Regions from separate parts of the Homo sapiens genome. Here region 1 is linked to region 2. The links are chromatin contacts, found by Hi-C or POLR2A ChIA-PET in ENCODE. All regions are on one chromosome and are shown on one strand. Each heading gives the region's core, a stretch centred on a gene start or an enhancer-like site at or near the end of the contact. The rest is flanking DNA. Distances are from core to core; before and after follow the strand shown. Region 1 overlaps FLT1 (fms related receptor tyrosine kinase 1). Region 2 overlaps FLT1 (fms related receptor tyrosine kinase 1).

Region 1 (4,800 bases), core at 943-3,442, 37 kb after region 2:
TTGTCTTTCCCCCTCAGCTGCAAAATTACCTCTCTGAAAGTCTCTGCTCTTAATGCTGCACCTTCTCTACCCTTCCTCATTCCTGCCTACCATCCTTTCATCCCTGCTTTAGAAGTGGGCTGACTTCCCCAAGCAAAATTCCCCGGCCTACCTCCCACTCATATGTGGAAGTGAGCTGATTGCATCCCTTGACGGCAAACTGCTTGGATGGTTAGTCCCTTACAGTTATCTACCCCCTGGACAAGCACAAAATGTCAAAACAGAATTTGGAGGATCGGGGACATGAAAGTGGCTCAGTCAAAATCAGGCTGATAGCAGCTACAAAGAGGTTACTGTCAATAACAGGCAACTGTTCTGCTGTCTCCTAAGACTAATCCTGAATTTGGATATGTACATGTTATGCTCAGGGAAAAACACTGTCTAGTTGCCTTATTTCACAAATTAAAAAAAATCTCATGGCCAGGCACGGTAGCTCATGCCTGTAATCCCAACACTTTGGGAGGCCGAGGCAGGTGGATCACCTGAGGTCAGGAGTTCGAGACCAGCCTGACCAACATGGTGAAACCCAGTCTCTACTAAAAATACAAAAATTAGCCAGGAGTGGTGGCAGACGCCTGTAATCCTAGCTACGCAGGAGGCTGAGGCAGGAGTAATCGCTTGCCCCTGGGAGGCAGAAGTTGCAGTGAGCTGCCATTGCACTCCAGCATGGGTGAGAGATCAAGACTCCATCTCAAAAAAACAAACAAACAACAACGAAAAAGAACTGCCTCACTAAAATGTTAGTTCTATTGTACTACCTCCAATGCAAAGACCCAGTTCCTGACCTCACCAGAAGGTAGACCCACAATGTATATTTAGCTATTGATGCTGATGGTTGGTTGTTTTCTTTTGTTTTTTTTAAACCTGATTCTGTGCCTGAAGTGCCTACTAATATTGCTTTGTGTTCTCTACAGCCTTGTTTGTGTGTGTGCGTTTTTTTCTTTAATCCCCTCAAGATTTGAAAATTGGAACTAAACAAGGAAGAAGAAAGTGACAGGCCATTTTTATTATTCTTTCTCAGGGTTCCAATTTTACTGTGAGTTTCTACTTCTTAAAAGATTTTGCATTTCTCCCCTTTGAATGTTACTTCATTTGTTCATTCTCTAAGGAAGGAAGAACAGTATCATAAAAATTATGAATGAATGAAAATGATTTTTTTACGAGTACCATAAAAAATGAATCAAACATGATTCATTTTTGCCCTTTGCCCTTTGCACTGTATCTTGGTCAGTGCCAGTTCTCATGTCATTATAGTAGTTCCTCAGTGAACATGAAATAATACAACATTGTCCATTGGAACCAGTTATATAACACTCGAGATAACAGCAACATTGCGTTTATTAATTTAGTAGAAACAACAGTATTTTACAGTTCCAACATATAAGAGAATGCAGCTGTGTTAAATGACAAAAATCATGTATTCTATTTTGGGCTTCTCAATAACTAAGAAATAGAACTAAAATCCTTTTATTCACTTATTCATCCAACTATGGGCCACATACTGTGCTAGGAGCTGTGGGTACAGAGGTGACCTATACAGACCAGTCTCTCTCTTTGTGGAGCACATAGTGACTAACTGGGCCTTGACAATTCTGGTTAAAATTGACATCCACGAAAGTGTCTACAACTAGGATGGAATCTCTTTCCTAACCCGTTTCTTTCATACTCACTAGGAAAGCAACCTTTCCAATGGATCAGGGTAGATTTATGACTCATTTGCAAAGCAAAAGCAAACAGAATGTAGAAAATGGAAGTCTTACCACTAATAAATATATAGATTGCAGATTCTGTTTCCTTCTTCTTTGAAGTAGGTACAGCTAGATATTTGCAGCTGTAGAAGCCAGTGTGGTTTGCTTGAGCTGTGTTCAAGGTTAAAGTACTGCAGAATTGTTTGCCATTTCTTCCACAGGCAGATTTAGTTATGCTCAGCCTTTCGCTTTCCTTACTCACCATTTCAGGCAAAGACCATTTATGGGCTGCTTCCCCCCTGCAATCACAGATAAGAAAACAAAACATATTTATGGCTGGGCCCTAGGCTCAGCACCAGTTCCTCAGCATTCATTTTATTAGGAAGCGGAGGTCCTCTCTTAAGTGTAGTCATCTTCCTCTTTACGGGAAAGCAACACATTCAGAAAAGCTGTAGAACAATACTCAGAATAAAGATGCAGAACTATTTGGGCATCCCTTCCCCCATTTCCCTGAGTGAGTAATGCTCTCCCTTCCCCATGAATCCCCTTTCATGGGAAGCTGGATGCCTATGGTTTGCACTTTGCAGATCACAGGAGATCACTGAGGTCCCTACCTTTTTACTCTGCCAGGGAATGATTTTGCCTTAGGCATGGCAACTAGATTATTCCCAAACCAACACAGCCACTTACCTGCATTGGAGATGCAGTGTCTGGCCTGCTTGCATGATGTGCTGGGTGCCTTTTAAACTCAGTTCAGGATCTTTTAATTTTGAACCTGAACTAGATCCTGAAAAACAAATTTTTAAAATGTATTATTTGTAAATTGTCTTCTTACCTTTTTTTAAGTTATCTTTCCATGAAGGTGAGTTTTTCATTTTTAATTTATTTACATCTTTAATTTACTTGTATCTTTAATTTATAAGCAAAAGATACACTAATACAAATTTCTCTTAATTCACAAATTTTTTCTAGCTCTACCCTTGCTCATAAATATTATATATCCTTTTATACCAAATGACCTAAATAACATCCAAAAGCCTATTTATGTAGAATGGTAATGGATTCATATAGGTTCAATGAAATTATATTAAAATATATAACTAGTTATAATATTCAAATATGCAATAACTTAGTAAAAACTCTCAAGAATAAATGTCAGTGTCATCCAAAATATATTTTCAATACTGAACTTTTTCCAGTGTGGGTCATCTAGTCCTATAGGCCTGTCTCATCTTTTTTTCTGAATAAAAAGTACAGAAATTTTCCTGGGCTCTGAATTTCATGCAATCATTAGTTGAGCAATGATATTTTTGGCCAATCATTTCCCTTTCTGAACCAGTTTCCTCATTTGGAAAACTAATTATAGAATCAAAATCAGTTTTAGAAGACATTTGGTTTGTCTTACGTAATCTATGAGTTCCCTCTACAATGGTACAGTCAAAAGGGAACTGTTCACACGCTTACGTGACATTCGACAAACATCTCGGAGGATTGTTGTGAGGCAATAAAGTGAGGTGGTGAAAGTGCTTTAAAATCTACACATCTCCATATGATGCAATAATGACATCCATTTTAGTGACTAGCTGTATCACCCTAGACAAGTCATCTCTCTTTCCAGATCTCAGTTATCTTATCTGTAAAAAAGAGATTGGACTAGACGACCTTGAAATCTCTGACCTTCCATTTCTCACAGTCCCAGCCTGATATAGCTTGGATGCTGACCCTCCAATTCTGATGGTGAATTGTAATCCTCAATGTTGGAGGTGGGGCCTGATGGGAGGTGTTTGGGTCGTGGGGGTGGATCCCTCATGCATGGCATGGTGCTGTTGTTTAGATCTGATTATCTGAAAGTGTGTGGCACCTCCCCCCTTCTCTTGTTCCTGCTGCCACCATGTGATACACCTGCTCCTGTTTTGCCTTTGACATGAGTAAGGGCTCCCTGAGGCCTCACTGGAAGGCAAGCAGATGCTAGCACCATGCTTGTACAGCCTGGAGAACTGTGAGTCAATTATACCTCTTAATAAATTACCAAGCCTCAGATATTTCTTTACAGCAATGTAAGAACAGCCTAACAGACAGCCTCATGATTTTTTGAACCATAGGTGCTACAGAGGCTGAGCCTCCCTTGAAGCTATTACTGACCAATCAGAATACTATCACTAAGGATCTCTCTCGCCTCCTTCCTCCCCTCATCCCTCAGTCTCTCTTCTCCTTCTCCCTCTTCTTCACCAGCCTCCTCCTCCTCCCCTCTTCCCAGGCAGCTGCAATGCCTCCGAAAGGCAGGGAATGAGGGGCCCAGGATTAGCGTTCCTTAGGCGGGAATAGAAGTTAGCAGGAGAGAGGAAAGAAATTCTTGGAGGGAGGAAAACTTAGTATTTGGCACCAATCTCAGGGTATAGTTTTCTTTAAAAAATCAGTTTAAACAGTGGAAGCAAAGGTAGAAGCTCTAAGTGAATGGTCATGGAGGGTTTACCATTAGGTCACAGATCTGTGAGATGATGTGTGTGTCAAATACCCTGGTTATGCCCAGCAGTCCTCTCCAGCGTTTCTCTTGGATTTGACTATCTCAAAAACTGGATTCAGTTAGAAGATCTGCGTTTGAGGCTTAGCTTTTCCACCTACTGACTGCATGACCTTGGCATCACTTAATTGGCTGCTCCTCAGGCTCCTCGTGAGTGGAACTGGAAAGCCTACGAGCCACCTCACAGGCAGGGTGTGTGCATTCGGTGCTGTGCTGTGGAAGAGGCTGGCTTGCTGCCTGGCACGTGGCAGATGCCCACTATCACCAACATCTAGGGGAATCACTTCCCCTCCCCCTGCTTCTGTCAGAATATTTTGCTGGGTATATAATTTCAAAGATACTAAATTAACATATGCTTTTCTGGTATTGCTGATGATATAAATTAATATCTTTTAAATTTTTATTTTATTTTATTTTTGAGACAGAGTTTCACTTTGTTTCCCAGGCTGGAGTGCCTTGGTGCGATCTTGACTCACTCTGCAACCTCTGCCTGCCAGGTTCAAGCGATTCTCGTGCCTCAGCCTCCTGAGTAGCTGGGACTACAGGTGCGCA
Region 2 (4,672 bases), core at 1,515-4,014:
CGGGTCTGGAAACGATGACACGGCCTTTTCGTAAATCTGGGGTTTCACTGGAAAGGAGATGAAGAACGGGACAGAAGTCAAGAGCAGTTCTAATGACTTTCTCCTGGGCCACACATGAAGGACCACATTCTCACTGGCTTTGATGTCAGGGAAACAAACAAGAAACAAAAAAACAAATAAACCCTCCTATTTGTCAAGAAAATGCAGATTTTTAAAAGTAGTAGCAGGGTTTTGAGATTATTAATAATTTGATTCCATGGTATGTACATTGTGATTACAGTGATAAAAGATCATGCCGCCTATGGAATACAACAAACAAACACGAGATTGTTAAGATGGGAACTTAACGTTAAGTGTTTTTTCAAATGATTATTTGAAATTTTGCTATCTTTGATGTTGTTACGCTGATTTTTGAATTCATAAATGTTCACTAATTTGTTGCCTACCAGAACCAGAAGAAAGTATGAACAGCAAACTTACCATTGACAATTAGAGTGGCAGTGAGGTTTTTAAACACATTTGACTGTTTTATGCTCAGCAAGATTGTATAATTCCCTGCATCCTCTTCAGTTACGTCCTTGATAATTAACGAGTAGCCACGAGTCAAATAGCGAGCAGATTTCTCAGTCGCAGGTAACCCATCTTTTAACCTGTGGTTAAAAACATGATCAGTAAGTCATTTCACACGGCCTCTCAATATCACTTTGATAACACGGTCATTGAAGTTTTTGAGCTCAAGTTGACCAATTTCAAACCTTTGATCATCAGTGTTGATTTTTAAAATGTAGGCATTAACTTTTGAGTAAAGGCAGATATGATTTTTAGACTGGGTAACACTTCATATTTATTGGCAAGGAAGAAGAAATAAAGCGAGCGAAGATAGAAAAGCAGTAGCTTAGTGTGCCCACAGGCATACTGGTGGCCACTGTGACTTAAGTATTAACCCAGAAGCAGGGGCTCTGATTCCATCCGAGATGTTTTTCAGAGTTTTCCACGAGGCTCCATCAGCAGTATAAGGGCCATTGTAAGTCAGATCAAGTAGATCACTTCTCCAGATAAAAATAAAAATAGACTTTTCTATTGTGGTCTCATGTGGAGTTCTTATTAGTTTTATAAATGGTCACACCAGTTGTCCCTTTCATAAACTAGAGTGAAATCAAGACTATCAAGATTTTTCCTCTGAGGAAGAACAGTTAAGGCACAGAAAAAAAAAAAACAGAAAGCATAAACTTAAAGAAATTTTAAAAACGTATTAAATACTGAATCGATGCATTGATATCACTCTGTTGCACACAGAACTGAGAGTCAGAGGCTTGGGTGCTTGACCTGGCTCTGCTACTCACTGCAGGCTGCTGCAAATGTGACTAACCAGTTTGGGCTCCAATTTTCTCAAATTTTCTAGAGGTTCTCAAAGTTTCCTTATAACTCTAAAATTCTATGATTTCATTAAAATGCATGGTTCTTTAAATAGGCAGTTTTAATCCATTAGGAGTTTCTTGTGTTCTGTATAAAGGTTTAATATTGGGAACTTAGTTCATTATCATGCATGATTATAAAGTCCTACAAACAAATTCCCATTACTAGTGTGTCTCAGATCCAAAGTAATTAAAATGAGGATGCTACACTTTGTGATTACAAATATTGTCTTGGTATTACTTTAAATTATTTCCTACAACAAGTCAGCATTTTTGACGGTGGATTGAATTTTTTTTTAATGCCCTTGCTACTTAGTTACTGAAGAAATCAACACTAACAGATGAGCGTGCCCTCAGACACTGGAAGAGTGAATGTACCTCCTGGAGTCATCAGATTACTATTCAATTTACTATTAAACCTAAAAATTTACTACTAAACGTTTTTGATATTCTGAAGCAAAAAAGATCATTTTTCTACTGCAATGGCATGAAGACATAGCACAAAGTTAAAATTTTCTCTTTAATTCCCTATTAAGTATTTGAGGGAACTGCAAACAAACACTGCCCTCATATGACATTGAAAGCCAAATCAGCTCTGGTTAGGGAGATTCTAAAATGGCGCCACATCCCTATTGTATGGATTGTTTTGCTAATCAGTTTTGTACTATACCCTTTGTTTAAAATGTAATGACTTGAGCCAAAGATATTGGCATTTAACAGTAATTTTGTAAAATGATTGCAGATCATAAACAGATTACATTGTTTTACATCAGGTGTTGTACCAGTGTTTTAAAAAACAACTGCTGAAGGAGGTTTTGAATATGTATCTTTCTAGCCAAAAAAAACTTAATTAGTTCAAATAGGCCCCATCGTCCCCCTCTTCAAATGAGTAAGTCTTGTCTCTATTAATGTTTGTTTAATTTTAAAACAGGACTGGAACTTTCAACCCAGCTGTATATAAAAGAATTATTTTCAGCATTCTCATTACAAGAGCCCACTTCTTCAGGGTTAATAGAGCATGTTACATATTCAAAATGCTTCCTAGTCATTGCTCAACACATCCCATTCAAAGAATGTTGACATCATAGGAAGGTTTAGAGATGCAGAAAGTTAGCCACAGTAAGAGACTAGACTGAAGCGAGCACTCAAACAAACCTCATCTCTCGCTTACCTTGCTACATTATTTCCTTTTCCCCAGCCCTTCTCACCTCCACCACCCAAGAATCTACAGAGTTCTGAGCTCTCTGGGGCTGTCTGAGGAACGTCTCTTGGTATTTTGTCAGGAATTCGAGTCATTAGGCTCTTGCAGCTTCCCACTTACAAAGTATGTCTTAAACTGTTATGGAAATAAGGATGGTCCTACCATACAACTTCCGGCGAGGGAAATGCCTTCACTTTCATAGAGAGCCGGTAAGACCGCTTGCCAGCTACGGTTTCAAGCACCTGCTGTTTTCGATGTTTCACAGTGATGAATGCTTTATCTTTGAAAGGAGAAGTGATACATACATTAGAAAAGAATAATTTCCATAAACAAAACCTTAGGGCCTCATTCAGGGAGGGTGTAATCAATGAGTAAATAAACAGAGCTGAATTATGATAGAGCCTATCAATGAGCCCAAATGTTGATCATGAATAGGATACTTTAAAAGCACTGTAATTGGTGAACGCCTTTCAAATCAAATGGTATCACGTCCTAGCCACATAAAACAGTGGCAGAGCAACAGAAAGTGAAACACCTTAAATATCTCTATCACAATAACAAAGAAGTGGGAAGATATTTCTAAAAATCTACCTGGCCACTATAAGCAAGGTGAGAAAAAGTTGCTCTGTACACCCTAAAACAACCAATTTGATATCAAAAATCAACTGGAGAAAGACAAAAGGAAATAAAGGCTACTGATAGAATTGTTCCATAGTTTCTGCCCTCCACACTGTTTCCTTTTCAGCAATGGAAATAAGGTCTTTAAGCATTTTCTTTATAGAATTTGCATACTGAAATTAAGCAACAGCATTAGGATTCCTTGAGAGTAAAAGCAGGAATAAAATAGCATTAATTCTAAATGATTTAGCATACCATATTTTTATTTCTCTAATTCATGGTAGTACCTGAGAAATTTTTCTTAGATAATAAAGATAAAACTCATCATCTTTTTCTGTTTTGTTTATACAGAACACTAAGAATTTCATAAATATATTAGGTTCTAACCGAATTATTAGCCATAATAAGCATCTAAAGAAAGGACTCTCTGTTCAATTCAAAAGTATTAAATGTAAAGAGTACTTAATGTGGTTTGCTTTTTGACAGGGGGAGGAGGGAACCATGGCCAAGCTGTATTCATTCATGATAATGTAACTCTTGGCCAACAGAAAACTGACTTATTTAGAGAACACAGACATCTACAATGATTAGAAAGCATAGCATGAGTTGGCAACGCTGAACTATGCTTACCATATATATGCACTGAGGTGTTAACAGATTTGAATGATGGTCCACTCCTTACACGACAAGTATAAAGTCCTTTGTCTTTGTTCTGCATTTTGTCAATAGTAAGAACACTGTAGAATATGTTGGCATGGGAATTGCTTTGGTCAATTCGTCGCCTTACGGAAGCTCTCTTATTTTTCTAGAAAGAAAATGTATAACAAATGTAGAAGGAGTGAGTGTTCATGCTTAAAGTTATATAGGATTTTAACATTTCTTAGATCATTAGTTCGACAACAGCTTCTGTTTTATACTAAGAATCATGTCAAATCCACCTAGAGCGTAATGTTTGGAAACTACATCTGTGTCTAGAGGTGCTTCAAATATGTAGCATAGCAGGATTTATTTAGCACTTAATTTTCTTCAAATACACTTTCACATATACTATCTCAATTGTTTGTCCCAACAACCTAATGAGATTGGCAGGCTGACTGCCCTTTTAGTGATGAAAAAACTGAAGGAAGTGATACCCTGGCCCAAGTTGGCTAGGAACTGAAGTTGTTTGAGCATAAATCTAGTGTCCTTCCTCTGGCACACACACCTCTCTACACAGTAACCTGTTCCCTAGGCATAGATATCGCACACAAACGTGGACAATCATAAGCCTTAGTTAGTGTCTGGCTTAATGACAGTGCTTCTCTCACCAAATCACCATGTGAGTTTCCTTTTTTGTCCCTACGAGATATGAAGGAAAATATAATGAGTCTTGGCTGTACTTACTAAGGTGGAATAATGCTATAGTTTCATTATTTCACTATTTGAACAGTGCTTGCCC

What was found. A loop is a pair of places that touch in the nucleus more often than their neighbours do. ChIA-PET counts read pairs that join two places held with the same protein, here RNA polymerase II (POLR2A). Pooled maps may share reads with other maps.
Region 1: a map with no recorded cell type shows a loop between it and region 2 (5-fold over the local background). The contact joins two enhancer-like sites. A Hi-C loop is called at or near these places in 2 of 168 maps with a recorded cell type or tissue (CD14-positive monocyte and posterior vena cava), 2 of 37 single-sample maps with no recorded cell type and 4 of 50 pooled maps. POLR2A ChIA-PET finds 5 or more read pairs at or near these places in 7 of 52 experiments (B cell, BJ, GM12878 and 4 more).

What each region holds. Positions count from the first base shown.
Region 1 is chr13:28,465,104-28,469,903 of GRCh38, forward strand. FLT1 (fms related receptor tyrosine kinase 1) reads right to left here. Exons shown (of 30, transcript NM_002019.4): 2 at 2,418-2,514; 3 at 1,800-2,026. Among named protein-coding and RNA genes, the nearest start is that of FLT1, 28 kb to the right of the region's middle. RefSeq lists a silencer at 2,164-2,395. Within about 2 kb of position 2,193, at least 2 of the 41 ENCODE cell types and tissues checked have a DNase peak (open chromatin) inside an H3K27ac peak, as active enhancers do.
Region 2 is chr13:28,427,272-28,431,943 of GRCh38, forward strand. FLT1 (fms related receptor tyrosine kinase 1) reads right to left here. Exons shown (of 30, transcript NM_002019.4): 7 at 3,865-4,039; 8 at 2,779-2,896; 9 at 481-650; 10 at 1-47. Among named protein-coding and RNA genes, the nearest start is that of FLT1, 66 kb to the right of the region's middle. RefSeq lists enhancers at 2,616-3,015, 3,035-3,694. Within about 2 kb of position 2,765, at least 3 of the 41 ENCODE cell types and tissues checked have a DNase peak (open chromatin) inside an H3K27ac peak, as active enhancers do.